Linked DNA regions of Mus musculus: region 2 is linked to region 1. A link is a loop called in an ENCODE intact Hi-C map of the cell type or tissue named here. Cell type or tissue: left cerebral cortex. All regions are shown on one strand. Each heading gives the region's core, and the rest is flanking DNA. Links, peaks and the distances in the headings are about the cores only.

The links. A loop is a pair of places that touch in the nucleus more often than their neighbours do. Peaks named below come from ENCODE experiments on the same cell type or tissue, not always from the same donor. Only the 100,000 strongest peaks of a DNase experiment are listed, where the experiment ranks them.
Region 2: it touches region 1 in a loop (3.0-fold over the local background); 3 of 42 quality-filtered maps call a loop at or near these places.

Annotation. Positions count from the first base shown.
Region 1 is chr8:8,654,657-8,662,594 of GRCm38, reverse strand. Efnb2 (ephrin B2) reads left to right here and starts at 1,353. Exons shown (of 5, transcript NM_010111.6): 1 at 1,353-2,111. The coding sequence starts at 1,981. In left cerebral cortex, for the core only: CTCF peaks have their summits at 1,222 and 3,567; DNase peaks (open chromatin) are centred at 4,074, 4,515, 5,386, 5,789 and 6 more places; H3K4me3 peaks cover 5,000 bases; H3K27ac peaks cover 4,759 bases.
Region 2 is chr8:8,040,269-8,048,206 of GRCm38, reverse strand. No RefSeq gene overlaps it. Among named protein-coding and RNA genes, the nearest start is that of Gm31401, 38 kb to the left of the region's middle. In left cerebral cortex, for the core only: no CTCF peak of the experiment used is centred there; DNase peaks (open chromatin) are centred at 1,937 and 3,812.

The sequences.
Region 1 (7,938 bases), core at 912-5,911:
TGTTTAACCTAGCGTGAATCCCATCTCCCCACCCACAATCATATTGCAGGCATAGTTAAAAATAGTAATTACAGAAAAGGGTTTCTTAAAGCTGTATTTTGGTGTGTTCAATACATTGTGTTTTGGTCTTAAACGAGTTTTTCCAAACCAATTCGTAGTTGCAGTATACACTAACTTACATTAAGGTTTTTGAAAGTCAACACTTTTTAAAGCTCGAAATTTGTTTTAAAGAAGGATGAAGGGGGCGGGGGGGGTGTTGGGAGTAGTTAGTAACTAAATCATGGGGCTTGTTTTTAAAGATATCGGTGTGGAAACTGCTTAGTTCCATTTGAAGAAGTTCTGGTATTGATGGACAGCATTGTAAGAAGAGACGTGGTTAATTTTTGCTGGGCCATGGGCTGTACATGGGACTGTGCCTTCCACCTACTTTGTTCTCTCTGATAACGGGCATCTTAAGCAAGTGGTTTTCGACTTGGGAATATCTGGATCCTTAAGATTTGATCCTGTAACCGGTAGGCTTGTTCTGAAGTACGGAGAGGCAAAAGTGGGCGCTAGTGGGCGCTGTGGATCCGTAGAAGTCACAGCCGTGGTTCAGTTTTTCAAAATCGGTCTTGGGCAAGCAACCGAGTATCACAACTGCCACTTCTCTGACTGATAGTTGTCCGGGTCACACCTAACTTCCTGGCCACTGTGGGGTCGCGGGGTGTCCCGGGAGCTAGTGAAGAAAAGTCCTCCCAGACGTTGGTAGTGGAGCTTTGGAGGCGCTGTTCTTGCGGGGAGAGGACCGGAAAGGGAGCGGGCGCACGGAGTTGGGTCTCGGGGTCGGGAAGGGCGGCAGACTGGCTCGCACTGCCGGTGGGCTGCTAAGGCTCTCAGCCTCGTGAGAGTCTGATTTGAGTTGCGTCGGACCGGGCCGGAACACTTGGTGCCAGAATCAAGTTAGAAGGCCCTCAGTTAATGGCTCAGAGGGATCCGCCAAGTACCAGGGCGCCATACGCGCGAGGGGCGGCAGGGAGCGAGCGCCACAAGGCGGAACGCTGCGTCCACCACGTCTCGCCCTATCCTAGCGAGGGCACTCGCCAGCACAGGCACTTGCCGGGCGAGGTGACCCTGCTGGTGCGAGTGGCTAAGAGGCGACCAACCCTGTGCCCGGCGCCCAGCGGGGCTCGTCCTGGGGGCGGGGCTCACCTGTCAGGGGCGCCCTACCTCTGGGTGCCCAGTGTCGGGTAGGGGGCGGCAGACTGACGGGAATGCTGCCCAATCAGCGCGCGCTCGCGGCGCGGCGAGCCAATGGGCTGCGTTTGACTGGGCGGGGCCCCGCGTTTATAGTGCTCTGACAGCGCGCCCGGCGCGCTGACTCTCCGCGGCGGGGACAGAGGCACCGGTCGGATCGCGGAGCTGCGCGCAGAGCGGGTCCTGGCGCCCTCCCCGCACACAAAGGCCCGCGCGCGTCAGACGCCTGCGGGGGTTCCAGTGCTCTCCTGACTGCTTAGTGGCCGCGAGTTGCGAGGATTCAGGAGGCGCCCTTTATCTCTGCGCTCCAGGACATGGAACCGCGCCGACGCGGCGCTCGCTTGCCCGGGCCACTGCCCGCTGTCCTGGATCTATAGTCAGGCGGCCCCTCTCGGGGAGCAGCACCCGCCGCCTCACACCGACTCGTCTCTCCGCTGCGGGCCTTTGTCCCGGCCCAGTGCCCTCGCCGCGCCCGCCCTCCGCGGCTGGCCCGGCACCCTGGAGCCGCACGGGAGCCGACTGTCCCAGCTGCGTCCGGCGCAGCGCCCCGGAGCCCCGAGTCCGCCGAGCCGCCGCGCCCCGCGCGTTCGACCCCACCCCGCGCGCTGAGGGACGCGCAGGGTGAGCGCACCTGGCCTCGGCGACCGCGGGAGCGGCGCGGCGTGTCCGCCCCGGAGGATTGGGGGTCGCTGCCCGCGGCCGGTCCCAACGCGTCCCGGAGTGCGCAGAACTGGGAGCGGCTTGGGCATGGCCATGGCCCGGTCCAGGAGGGACTCTGTGTGGAAGTACTGTTGGGGACTTTTGATGGTTTTGTGCAGAACTGCGATCTCCAGATCGATAGTTTTAGAGCCTATCTACTGGAATTCCTCGAACTCCAAGTAAGTGGTGTCCACGAGCCTTCTCTCTTCCGCGGTGCCCTCGGCCGGCGCCCGGGGTACGCTGTATGGTCCGGGCGGGAGGAGGCCTTGGACCCTGTTTCTAGAACCTGGGGCTCCTGTCCCCTATCCCCCACCCTTCCACATTTCTCTAGGTGGGGACCGGTTGATCTTGAGAGCGCGGGTTCCAAGGGTACTCTAATTAGGCTCCAACCTCAAGTGCTCTAGGAGTCCCAAAGCCCTGGCGACTTGGTGGCATGCCCGGTAAGGTGTCTGATGGCGCTACCCGGCCTCCTTTCTTTTTCGAGGACGGAGGACGTTGCCACTAACGGGGCTACAGACACACATTGGCGGGCTCCGAGAGATGCTGCGCTTGCGAGGAGCGCGGGAGCCACGGGCCGGGGCCCAGCGAGAAGGCGACAAGAACTGAGAGTCTGGGGTGGTGGAGCGTCCCTTAGAGGAAGGGAGCTGGGCCCGGGGCGTCCCTGAGCCGGGATACCTCGGCGCCTTCTTGCTAGCCCGAATGTGCGCGGGGAGCTCGATGGCTCAGCCAGAGAGCTCAGGCGGCGAGCTCTCTGCATGTCGGCCTCTCCCTTCGCGTCGGAACTGGTGGTCTAGGTCCAGTGCGGCGCGGTCCACTTAGGTGGCTTAATTTTAACGACGCCTTCAGGGCCCTACCCAGTCAACGCTGCAGCCTTTGCACTTGGGGAATCGGGAGTCAGACTTGCTTTTAGCAAAGCGCACAGTCGGGAGAAAACCAGGCCTGAGACTAACTTTCAGGTCTGGTCTCCCTGAGTGCGCTCCTTGTTTCGAAAATGCTAGCCATCCCTTGGAATACGCAGCCATGGCCCCAGTAACCGTGCCTGGGTGCTGCTTCTTACCTCATTTCCCAACCACCGCCAGAAAGTGCTGTGCGGAATTCTGGACTCAGCCCTAGGAGAGCGTGGAGACGCGGCTGGCTCCTGGTTGGAGTCAGACCTTTCAGATTAGAAGCAAAATCAATGGCCTAATTGGAGTTGAGCGTGCGGTGCACGGCTTCAGAGTAGAGGTGAACGAATTGTTTTTGAAATTACCACATAAGCAAAGAATTGTACCTACTCTCTTGAAAGTGGTAAATTTCAAATTCAGCAACATAATTGACCAAACACGTTTCCCTTCGAAAGGGCAAAAAAATCTATAGTTGTAAATGACTCAAAACATTTTTTTTTTTTTTGCCTGCTGCCAGGAGGCCCTTGTTTTAAACTTACTGCGGCCCCCCTCTAACGTAGTCTTGATCTGTTAAAGAATTTTTTCGTTTTGTTTTGTTTTTTAAAGCAAGGTGTTGCATTTGCTCTCCTGGCGTGGTATCTTTGCATCCACACGGGATCTACAGGCACCTGGTGGTGCCCGAAGGCGCCTGGCTGGGATCTGAGCGCTGCAGCCTTTGCCATTCGGACTGGGGCCCTGGTGGTAGCTGCTGCTGACGCTCGCGGTGCCTACAGAGGTCACCCTTCCCTGCCGAATGCTAGCTATGAGCGCGCCCATCCCCCCATCCCTTCCCTGGGCTGCCTCCCTCTCTCCACTTTGCACTTTCACTCACAGCCTCTTTTGGGGAGGCCGAGTCTCCCCCCCCCCCCCCACTGCCTAGATTTAATATTTATATTTAAGTCTAATTTAAAGAAATTCCCATTAAACCCCTTCTGAGTAACATAACCATCTTTTCTGTTCATAGTGACCACTATACTTGGGTGTGCAGACGGAAGGATTAGAAATACTGATTTGTTTAAACAGCACTGCCACCAAGTGCACGTAGCACTTGGAGAATCATGTCTTTGATTTGAAACCTGTTATGTTAGGGAGGGATTTGATCTTCAACAGGATAGTTTTCCGAGCTGTGGCCACAGATGTATAGAGAGCTGCTAGGGCCCTGGGTTTTGGAGGAGCAGGCCTCCCTGTACCGTGCAGTTGTGTGATTACTCCCTGGCCTCCACAATAAAATGTCTTAGAATTTTCTTGAGGATGGCTGGAAGTCTTTGGAAAGCCTGTGGCTGAATGCTGTCTGTGAGATCAGAAAGACTTCTTCCTCGGAAGAGTAACACAAAAGAGCCTTTTAGTTTTTAGTGCCTGGCATCGCCTCCCTTGTTCACTTTTTCAGAGAAAAGTTTCTGTAGGTAAAATGTGGCAGGTAGGTAGCCAGACGCTTGGAAGCTTTACCTTACTTTGCATGAACAAGTCACTTGTCATGAAACAGGCATTGGTAATTAGATTTGTTTCATTCTGGGGTCAGCCTTTTTAGCAGGTGGTCGACACAGGGAGCATGCAGCAGCTGCTTGCTTGTAGAGCCCAGAGAATCCTTTGTAAACTGGAGTCTCCATAACTACTTTAATCACATTGCCTGCCATCCCATCCTGGAGAGTTTATGTAATAATCAGAAGTTCTGTGTACTCAAAGATTATGTGGCTGCCCTGTCAGATTAGTCACATTGTATCTGAAGATGTGGGCGCTGTTTAGGTCACTTTTCAACTATTTTTAAGTTCTGGAAAGAGTTGCAAAGCCTGGCAACCATTTCTAATTAACATTTCAGTAGAACCCCCTCCCCACTGTAGTGTCTTAGCCGGAATAAAGCGGTGCCTGCTTGTTGTGGTTTTGATGGGTAGTAGTTTCACTTGGGCTTAGCAACTCTACACTGGCAGAGGATTCTAAAAGAAATTACACCCTTGAATATTTCCTTCCAGTATTAATTTATGTCTGGTTTTTTTTTTTAATTCTATAAGTCACACATACATACTAGTTAATTTACAGAGCACTGTGCTTTTCCCATGCAATGTTTTTCCACACATAATACTGAATTCCTGAAATTGATTGAGTTGATACAAAAGAATGGCTGGATAATATCCAGATAACCTGAAACACAGGCCTCTCCCTAGTCAGGCTCTGAATAAATACAGGCCTGTCAAATTGATAAACTAAACTACAATGGATAGCACTGCTTAAATAACCGGTCAATAACGCATATACGCCAGCCTACCTTCTATTGTGTCTGAAATTCCTATTTTTGTAGATAAACAAATACAGATTCAGCATTGATTGAATAGCCCCTTGAACTATGCTCCACAGTTTGCATTTGGGCCAATCTTGTTGGTTTTAATATAGAGAGGGGGGAAAAAAGCAAACCAGAAAGCACCGGGGTTGGGATTGGTACTGCCTCACATCCACACTCCTCACGCTTTGTCAGGATGATAAACTATGGGTTGTGCGTTGTCCTTGTTCCACAGCAGAGCCTGGCAGAACACAAAGACAAATGTGGATGCCTTTTCAGATGAGAATCTGAGAGTCATGTGTCCTGGGACTGAACTTCTTAACCTCCTGCAATTACAGCTTCCAGCCCCCAAAGGAGAGTTGAGGCTAAGATAATTTGCTAGGCACTTGGTTCTAAATCTTTGACAAAGCTTAGCTCTTGACACTTGTCCTACTAATGCAAAGAAATGCAAATGACCCTGGTGGATCTGACTCGGTAGCTGGAGCTCGAAAGACAGGTGAATTTTAAGCATCCCCAGGAACCCCCTGAAAACCGCGTGTTGGAATGGGTTTATTAGCTTTCCTAGAGCCTCTTCGCACACTAAGACGAATCCTGTTGCTGGATCCACAGGATAGCCTCCTTCAGACTAGCACTGAGGGCCCTGCAGTAACTAAATCCTTGTTGTCTAATCTTCAGCTGAAATATTTCGGGTTGCTCTCCGGAGCTTAATCTGACACCTGACTTGAAGCTGCATTTCAGAAGGCATTCTCGGAATGGGAGACTATTCCAGATCCGAGCATGACTGCAGGGCATCGTCACAGAAGTGGGAGTGGCAGGGAACAGCATATATAGACTGTAGGCCCTGGGAAAAGAATTGTTTTAAGGAACAATATTTCTTTGACATTCTAATGAAAACTTTATTCTTAAAATATCTAATTACGAATTGGACACTAACAAGCCTCTTCTCCAAAAGATTATTAAAATGTCTCCAGTTACCGCCTGCCTTTGCTGCCTGCATAAAGAACCTGTTTTTCAGGCCACTTATATTCCTGCATAAAGAGAAGTGTTGGACTGTTTAAAATATTTTGATTAAAATATGCAGATCCGGTAGAACTGTAAGCTTCTAGAGAGAAGTGAGCTCTCTCTAGGTAGGTTCCCCTCCCCCCATAAAGGGGTGGATTAGACCCCACCCCCCACCCCCCACCCCCGCCCAGGCAAGGAATAAGAACAACCCCAAAGGAAGGCTAGCAAACGAGACGTGTTCCGAACAGCTTGGAAAAAACTCCTGTGGCTTCATTGTCTCTGCAAAGCCGAAGAATACAAAAGCAAGCAGTCAGCCCTTCTCCCGTGATGGGAGATGCAAACCGTTGACACGGCTCCCCTGTTTAACTTGTTTAATTCTCATTTTAAATTCAGCACTATACCAGCCGTGTGAACTCTGAAGATTTCTTTAGTAATCCATTTTGTAGTTCGGAATCAAAAACAAAGTGAAAGGGTCTGACACAATTTGCTTTTATTTTTAGGCAAATCAACCCTGGTCATAGTTAATAAGGGGATTACAACCCAGACTACGTCTTTACAGATGTAAAGTAAATCAAGGGCAGAGCATAAAGAAACGGATCCCTTTTGATTGAAGTATGGTAAAAAGGCATAGAGGAGCTAGCGGCAGTAATCTGATTGTATGGCAATAAAACCACCATTTTCTGTCTTTCAGATAAAAATAATGTGGTAAATCCATGCAGTTCATAAGATGTAAAGGCAGATAAAGGGGAAGCCATGGCAACATATAGATTAGCTTGCTGTTAGAAATGACACGTCCCTGAAAAGTGTGTGGGGCGAAGGCCCTCGCTCCAGGCTGTTTGGTTATGTGAGAGCCACACAGACCTGGGAACCCGGATTAAGAGTCATGAAAGCGCCACTTGTGGTCTGGGGTGGCCAAAGCCGAGAAAGGGAGCCGTGCAGTTCTTGCTCATTGGTGGGAGATAATATGGCCAAGGTAGCTTTCATTGACGGCCTTTTTATAGACCGAGATGGAGGCTGATTAAAACTCACAGCTCGCTGCAGTCCTTAGGGCCTGGAAGCTTTTCCTACTTAACTCTTGGCCTGACAGAGCCAGCCATTCTGTAGGATTAACTGCCCTTCGCCGCCCTTGCCTTCATCTATTTGGGCTTCAGGCAGAGACCTGCTGGGCAGCAACAGAGACCAGAAGGAGGATAGGTAGGCCCTGAATTATCTGAAAAGAAAACAGAGGCCTTTTGATTTCAGCTCCCCTCCTCCCCACACCGGGCGGAGGAGGTAGGGGTTGTATCTCTGCACTGCCAAGGCAAAGTTATGTTGTTGGCCCTTACCTGGGCCGCTAGCTCTTCTGTGAGGTTGGTTTTTTCTTTCCTGGAAACATTTAAGAAAAAGAAAAATAACACATTACCATATTGAAAAAAGTAAAATTTTAGTTTAATTCAAATAATCCAACCAGTAGGTCAAAACTTCGATTCCAGAGGTTCTGGGCCTTCTTGACCACTGTGATTGGTAATCTGCGAGTTGGCTGGGACAGGCTCCCTGGTGGAAATGACATGATTATAAAATGAAGGTGCTGACCCACACTAAAGGCAAGAACAGGAACTCTTGATGCTGTTGACTTTCTGTCACTGCCCTCTGTCCCCAACAGCTTGTAAGGGAACTGGACTTTAGTGCTGGTCTTCCATGCTACCCATTTTAGTCAATAGACAAAGTGAGCCATTGAATCCTTGCTGGGTTAGGTGCAGAGTGACACTCAGAATTGGTTCAAGCCACCAGAAAGGAAATATTTGTTTTATCGTCATCTTTTGGCATTTT
Region 2 (7,938 bases), core at 1,591-6,590, 620 kb after region 1:
CTTTTGGAACAGAGAATCGTAAGGAATTGCCAGTAGCTATGTCACGCATACGTTAGGTAGACATTAAGATACTTTCCATTGACTCACAGAGAGGACGAATAATCTAGAAAATCTCAATTCACTCCCAGAGGTTCCTAAACGCAAAGACGGACGCTTTGGTGTCCGGTCTGTAAGACATTGATCTAATGACAACTTTGAGTTTGATTTCATCTTGGGCTACTTAGAGCCCTTATCTCATGTGTTATGAGTGGAGACAAGAGGAGCAATATATGTTAATCACACAGTAGGATACGGTTGCTATGGCACTAGCATGTACTAGCTGTTAACATTTTCTTTGAGTGCATTATTGCTTAAAACTACTGATGGTGAAATTCAGTAAATATTGAAATACACAAAAAGTGATACCAATCCTTCAAATTTGTTTCAAGATAAATTGTCAGCAGGTTGAGAATTTGCATTCTCAGTCATCTCCTGCAGCTTCTTTCTTAGCAGTTGAGGTTGTCTCTAGCTCTTCAAAACCAAATGCCGAAAAGATAATTATATCCAAACTGTCTTTTCATTTGTTCAGAATAAAGACTTTCCATGTCCTCAATGTATTATTTTTAGAAAAGAGCTTGCAAATGCAGACTAAAATCTCCCATGTCCTAATTTAGAAACAGTATGAAGAAACACTATAAAAATATACCCATTGTTTTCTTCAGAAAAAAATTACACACATCAGTTTATGAAAACATGTTTGATGTTTTAATTATAGCTAAATCTCAATGTACTATTTAAAATGCACACATGTGCGTGCACTCAGTACTCAAACCCCAAATGATACAATGTGCAATTTTGAAACTGTTTGTTGAAAAAGACCCTGCATCATTTCTTATGTAATTATTTCACAGCAAAATGAAGCATATGTATTATTGTTAGATCAGAAATGTTGAAATAATGCCTTTAACTCTGGAGTGGAGACTATAACTAAATTGTGCTTAAATTAATGCTGCAATATACTTAATCAATTTTGGACTTTTAAAAAGAGATAATATTTTAGACATTGTCACACAACTAATGTTTTGGACTTTGTCGTACACTATATCAAAGTCATAAAATTCTTGTTAAAAATTTACTAAGGGTGTTTAAAACATCACTCTGAGGAAGGTTCAAGAATAAATTATGATCTTATAGGAAATTCAAGTCCATATAAAAGCTCTTGTAGAATACTAAAATAAATGAATAAATACAAAATAAAATATATATCATAATTAAATTAATAATAATCTGCAAAATGGGCCCGTTCTTTGGTTAGTGAAGTAGTGAGCTGAGACAAATTGAGACATAGCTGCCATGACTGAAACTTCCAGGAAACCAAATGAAACTGGTTTATAAAGTTGCATACTGTAAATGGCTTATAAAGTTGTAGTCTAAATGTATCTCCTTCTATCCAGATGGGACTGGCTCAGGGAAGTGTCCTGCTACTTAGTACTTTGTGAAGCCTGATTTAGTCAACATATACAACTCAGGGATGTCAGATGATGCCGTGTGACCTTCTAAATAGCAAGTGCTGGGTTCGCACAATGGAAACAGTCACAATGTAAATGACATCTGAGAATACTCCCTATCCTTAGGAAGCCAGAGATGAGCTGGTTATAGCAGGTATAAACTAAATGGAAGGCACAAAAAATTTCATTTGTTTATCATCCAAATAGTAGAGCTGTACATGCGACTAGTGTTGCCAGATTCGTTCACGGCAAGCAATGCCCAGTAGGAGAGCACTGCAAAGGTGAGGCCATGAAGCCAGAGTTCTCCCGGTGGGATCAGATTGGTGTATTTCTCTTTTGTTCATGCAAAGATAGCACATGGAAGGAGCCACTTGAAACTCCAAAGCAAAACCTCCACCAGATCTTAGTCATGGTGGATCCCTAGCCTCCAACTTCTGCTCTCCAGAAATATGAGGAATAAATTTGTGCTATTTCCAAGCCAAACAGCAGAGATTTACTACAGTAGCCAGGCTGATTTAGAGTGCAGAGGCTTTTCTGGCTAGGGGATGGGTTCAGCAGTTAGATGTGGGAATAGGAACAGTACTGTCAATAACAGCATGGGCAGCAGCATCTCTCCTGAGCTCCATGACGTTTTAGTGGCTGATAGGCAGTCATCCTGCTCATTCCAGTGGAGGAATAATCTGGCAGATGTCAGTTAACAGAGGTGGTTATGAAGAGCTTCTCTTGGCCTCTGGAAGCCCCACGACAGGAATAGGTACTCACAGAGGCTGCCCTGGAACTTCAGAGAAGCCACTGCCATGTTCCTGGATATAATGGCCGGCTGTGAGACATTTACTCAGTAGTCTGCAGTCCTGAGTGGCCAGTGGTCATAATCAGATCACTATGTAATAATAACTGAGGAACAAAGGCACCTGACGCTGTACTAGACTCCTGGCCAACTTATTCCTGCTGATTTCTGACTATGTTGGGAAGAAACACACTGTTGAGGGATTTCCAAGGAAAACTTCTTGGAAGTATTGGCGTTTTATAGATGATAGTTCAAAATCTTGACAAAGAGAATAAGTCTGAAAAAATAATAATAATATAAGGAGAAGAGGAAAGACCAGCAAGAATTGTTACCTGGTCTCAGCACCTAACAGGTGGTCCATAAGGGTTTAAGCCTTGGTCACTTCCACCAAGGCAGAATTCATTTTATGGCATACAGCCAGCTTGAGGACCCCTTGATGTCCTTGTTCCTTGGCATGTCCTGAGCAATCAGTACTAGAGACCAATGTGACATTGTTTCCTTTGAGTCTCTACATCAAGCAGAGGACCTTTTGTGGGAGAATATTCTAGAAAAGGAATTGTGTAAAAGGGCAACCTTTAACATGCCCTTCAGTAACATTTGCACAGAGAACATGGAAGAAACTGTCCTAGAGATGTGTTTTTAGAATGAGCAACAGGAGAGGGAGCAAGCAGGCTGTCTTACACATTTGTACTCACACCCACCAAGACTCTCTCTGTTCCCAACAGGATCTCAAGACCAGTTGGCTCTGTTGAGCAGGGAAGAGGTCGAGACCAAGCCATTTGTGGAAGAGTACCAGGGCATTCTACTACAACTCATTCAACATGGCACAATGCATTTTTTCTAACATATTAAGCTTGCTGAAATCAGACAGGGCATCCTTTACACATTTCAATGCCCACATTGTTTCTGTCCACTCAATAGCTAGAGGCATGAATACCATAATTAGCAAGTGCCCAATTTGGAGATTTTTTTAAAGCTTACAAGAGAATATACATATTTTTCCCACCACACAAAGACTTAAGCTACTTACTGATTACACAGATAAGAAATGATCTCAAATGTGCAAATGGAATAATTTGCAATCTAGAGTTCTTTTTCATGCCCTAGGCTTTTATTTCAAGGTTTCTAATAGGTTCATAGACCTGTTCCTTTTTAGTTCTATAAAATCCACAGTGCTTCAGCTTGGGAAATTGAATGCTTGTTTCCTCTGATTCTTCGTTAGGTGGTGTCTGAGAATGAATAATTGATTTGTAATTATATTTTAGAAAAGATCAACAACTGTATACATTATTAAGTATTTGATTATAATTAACATAGAAGTTATTTAAAAATCAATAAGGAAATAAAACTTACTGCAAAAAAAAATTAGTTTTGCTTTGAGCCTGTCTGATGAATGAGAAAGCTGACTCAGAATTTCCTGCCTTGCACAAAATGCTTCTTGAATGTGGTGAGTACTGGCCATCGGATTGCCAGTTCTGACATTTACAGAAATAGAATTCATGACTGCAGCATGTGTCCTTTATCACAGACCCAAGATTTCAACCTTTACTCACTGAAGACTTTCAACGTGTAATTGTGTACTCTGTGGACCTCAATAAAGGTTTGTGTCCCTTGGATTGATTGAGTCAGGTTTTGGTTGTAAGGTACGATGCCGTGTGTTGCAGGTTGTGTAGCTGCATCTTTGGTCTCCATCCACTCCATGGCAGTGCCACTCCCTTCCCATTCAGGACAACCACACTCATCACTGCAGACTGAAGATGTCTGAGAATGGGCTACATTTCTCCCTTGGTTCAGCATGACTGCCTTAAGAGGGGAGATGTTACATCCAGACAATTTAAGTCACATATTGCTGACAGTGGGATGTATTCTGATGGCTTCATCTCAGGCGATTTCATTGTTGTCTAATTGGCACAGAGTGGGTTTACAGAAACTCAGTTAGCACAGACTCCCGGACTATTAGGCTGCACAGATAGCACATGTGCTAGGCTACAGGCCTGCTGGCATATCACTGCCTGGAATGTTCCCGGCAAACAGAACAGAATGATGAAGTGTTTGTGTATTGAAGTCTATTGAAACATAAAAAAAATCTTCACTCAAAACTAGAAGTAAAAATATCAAATAGTACAGCTCTGTGGGTATCTTCACCACTCTGTGAGTTAGGGAGGGAGGTGACATTATTGTGACCCTCTTTGACTTTGTGAACGCTTTGTGTTTCTTTAAATCATAATCATAATGATTTTCTAAAAGACTATTTCTCCAAGATTCATTAAACATTTCTTTTCTATAGAAACTTAAGTTTTAGAACTGTTTGACACTATTTTTATAGTTGTTTATTTCTGAGAGAAAAACACAGATACAGCCTAGGACTCACACTTCCCTTCTATTGCTTCTTCATCTCTTCCTCCTCCCTTTAACCTCCTCCCTGCCTCCCTTCTCCAGCCCCATGTTCCTTCCTCATCTGCCCCCCTCCTCCAGCTCTGTCTCCTCTCTCCATCCTTCTCTTTCTCTCTGCTCCAGCCCTGTCTTCCCTGTCCATTTCTGTCTTCTCTTCACATCTTGTTCCGAGGAACATGTTCAGTGGCAGTGCCATGAGTGATACTATCCCTCCTCTGAGAACAATGGCTTCTCTGTACCTTTGGGTGGCCTGCCTGGTTGCTTTCTTTGGAGTTGTTACACTTTAGAAATATGTCTGACTATATCTCATCTTCCTATGTGCCTCTCTCTTCTCCTTTCTCTTCCCTCTGCACCCCTTATTTTGCCTTTCTTTGTCCTGTGTCTCTTTCTCTCTTTTTAACTTTCTTTTCTCTGTCCTCCCATTCACCCTGCCCCCTCATAATGTTCTTCCTTCTCTTGCTCACCTACTCCCCCTCCTCCTTCTCTCTCCTCTCTCTCTCTCTCTCTCTCTCTCTCTCTCTCTCTTTACTTCTCCATTATATATATATATACATACACACACACACACACACACACACACACACACACACACACACACACACACACACACATATATATATATATACTCCTCTATGTTACTGATCAGACCCACACATCCATAGTTTATAGGGAGCTTACTGACATCTGCCAGAGATTTTGTTAAGCTCCTCACTCTAAATTTTTATTCTATTCCTCTTCTTTAGTTTCCTGTTTTCTTGCCTCTTAAGCTATGGCATCTGCTTCAGTGTTGTTAAAATTTTATAGTACCACCATTTCATGTGCAGGTCACCTTGGCCAAAATAATGTAAAAGTGTATGTGACTGTACTGCCCAGTTTTATTTCTAAAGGTCAAACATATAGAAATATAAGGCTGTGGTTTCAACCCTTTTTATGCTCTGACCCTGGAATATAGTTCTTCATGTTGTGGTGATCCCCTGATTTAAGGTTATTTTGTTAGTAATTCATGACTGTAATTTTGCTACTGTTTTGAAGTATAATATAATTATCTAATATACAGGATACACGGATTGAGCACTGCTGCTGTTTGGGAACAACATTGTCATTTCATTTGGTCAACACCACCATCCAGTCACCCTGTGAAAACTAAATGACATAGATTCAGTTGTGTCTGCCTGGGGTACCCACCCCACACACAAATCCCCTTTTCACGCTCTTCCTCAAACTGTCTGACAGAAAGTGCATGGATGGAGCCATAGCTTGTTGTCACTTGCCTTGATAAGTCTCCTGCTGTCTATATTTCCAAGTTGTCTTCTAAAGTACCAATCCTTTAAAAGTCTGTGCTCCCTAAATTTCCCAGACATTTTGGGTGTCATTTAGATATTTGTTTTAAGAAGCTTCTATGTTCTTACTTAATCTTGTTATTTATCTCCTAAGCAGTTTTCTCCTCTTACCTGAGAGAGTGTTTGGTACAAATTATTGTGTCATTGTTCTGCCAAAAGAATTATCTAAAAGGGATTTTCCTAGCAAACCAATATAAAAATGTAGACAAGATTATCCCCCATTATAGACTCTGCATCGTCTCTGCCTCCAGGGTCTTTGTTTTAATTCCCTTTGCTCTTAGAGTTTAAAACAGCATAAAGTGGTATTGAGAAATATACCAGAGTTTAGTGTTCCATAGAAAATATTTGCACGTAAGTGATTTTTGTCAAATTTATAGTATAAGTGTAGATTTAAATTAAACACTAGTATCTCACCTTATATACCAACTTTAGGTAGCATCACAGGCTGACAAGGAAACAATACACCAGGTAATTCTGGGATTGTTCAGAGAAAAAAAAAAGAGGGCCAATGTGTAAAGACAGACAATCAAACAATGTCCATCCAGGGATTTCCTGTTCAAAGCATTCAATTTCAGGATTGTCACCTAGAAAAATGACATCCCTTTGTGAGTTTAGGGGCTGAGCTACAAGGAAGTTGATTAACATTTGCTCCTCAAGAGTGCCTTTGACCTTTTTTTATTTTTATTTTTAAAATTTGACATTATTCTGCAAATAAAAATTTCTAGAGCTCCTTCAAATGAAAAGGACAAAGGGGAAAACTGTTCTCCAGAACGTTTATAACATGAGAGGTCTGCAGAAAATAAGAAACAAAGACATTTACTGATGAGGCATTGATGTTAAGAGAACAGATGTGTCCATGAAGAAGGTTGCTAGAAAAGGCTAAATGAGTCTTAAGAGGAGCAATGGGAGGTCCTCCCCAATGTGTCAGAGCTCAAATGGAATCATGGAGACTCCACGTGCACCACAGCCAGGGAAACACATCATATGCACAAAATCCCCTTCCAAAACCCCATCACTCAACTCCACCTGTCATATCAATTCTCTTAACTATGTGATAGTCATTATCCTGCAAAAGCCTCCAGACGTAGAAAATGAGATTACACCTATTTTACAATGCCAAGAACATCATGAAATTGCATAAGCACTGCTGTAATCTCTACAGCCCTGTAACAACAAAGCTATCCCCCATGCCTCATGAATCATGCAATAAAATATGTATTTTTCCATCTGATTTGAGTGGAATGTGTGCTGTGCGTGTGCGTGTGTGCATTCATGCATGCATGAGTGTGTGTGTGTGTGTGTGTGTGTGTGTGTATAGACATGGGAAGTTAAAGGTGGAAATGCTGAAGACAAGTTGCATCAGAAAGTTGTAGACACACAACATACTAGGATAATGCAAAAAGTTTTACCAAGTTGCCAAGAAAACTGGTTATAGTTATAATCTGAAAACAACCTCTCACAGCAGTAGCAAATGCGAGTTACATTCTAAATGAGAGGAATAGTAAAGAGAAGAGTTTTATGAGGTAAGATAAGTAATTACCATACATCAAACAACTCTGTTACTGAAACACAGTCAGGAAGAGGAAGTTACCCACAGCAGAGGTGGTCTCTGCCCCGAGGCACTATGGGTGCTGTAATCTTCACTGTCTAGTTGTATAATGAGTCTTGCAGGTCTACATTGGGATAAAGAAACAACAGTGGCCTTCTTAGCTTCCTATATTACTCCAGCCACAGAGGATGGGTGCTACAGCAATATTAACAATCTGAAAGGAGGTAAAAGATTGCAGCTAAGACAACAGCAACCACTACTCCAGGTTCCCATAGTGTCTTCTCCCCAATCATCACATACCTGGCTAATTTTAGAACATCCAGACTTAAGGGACCAAATGTATGATGAATAGGAATATACTAGTTCTCTGTCCAGGCTTTG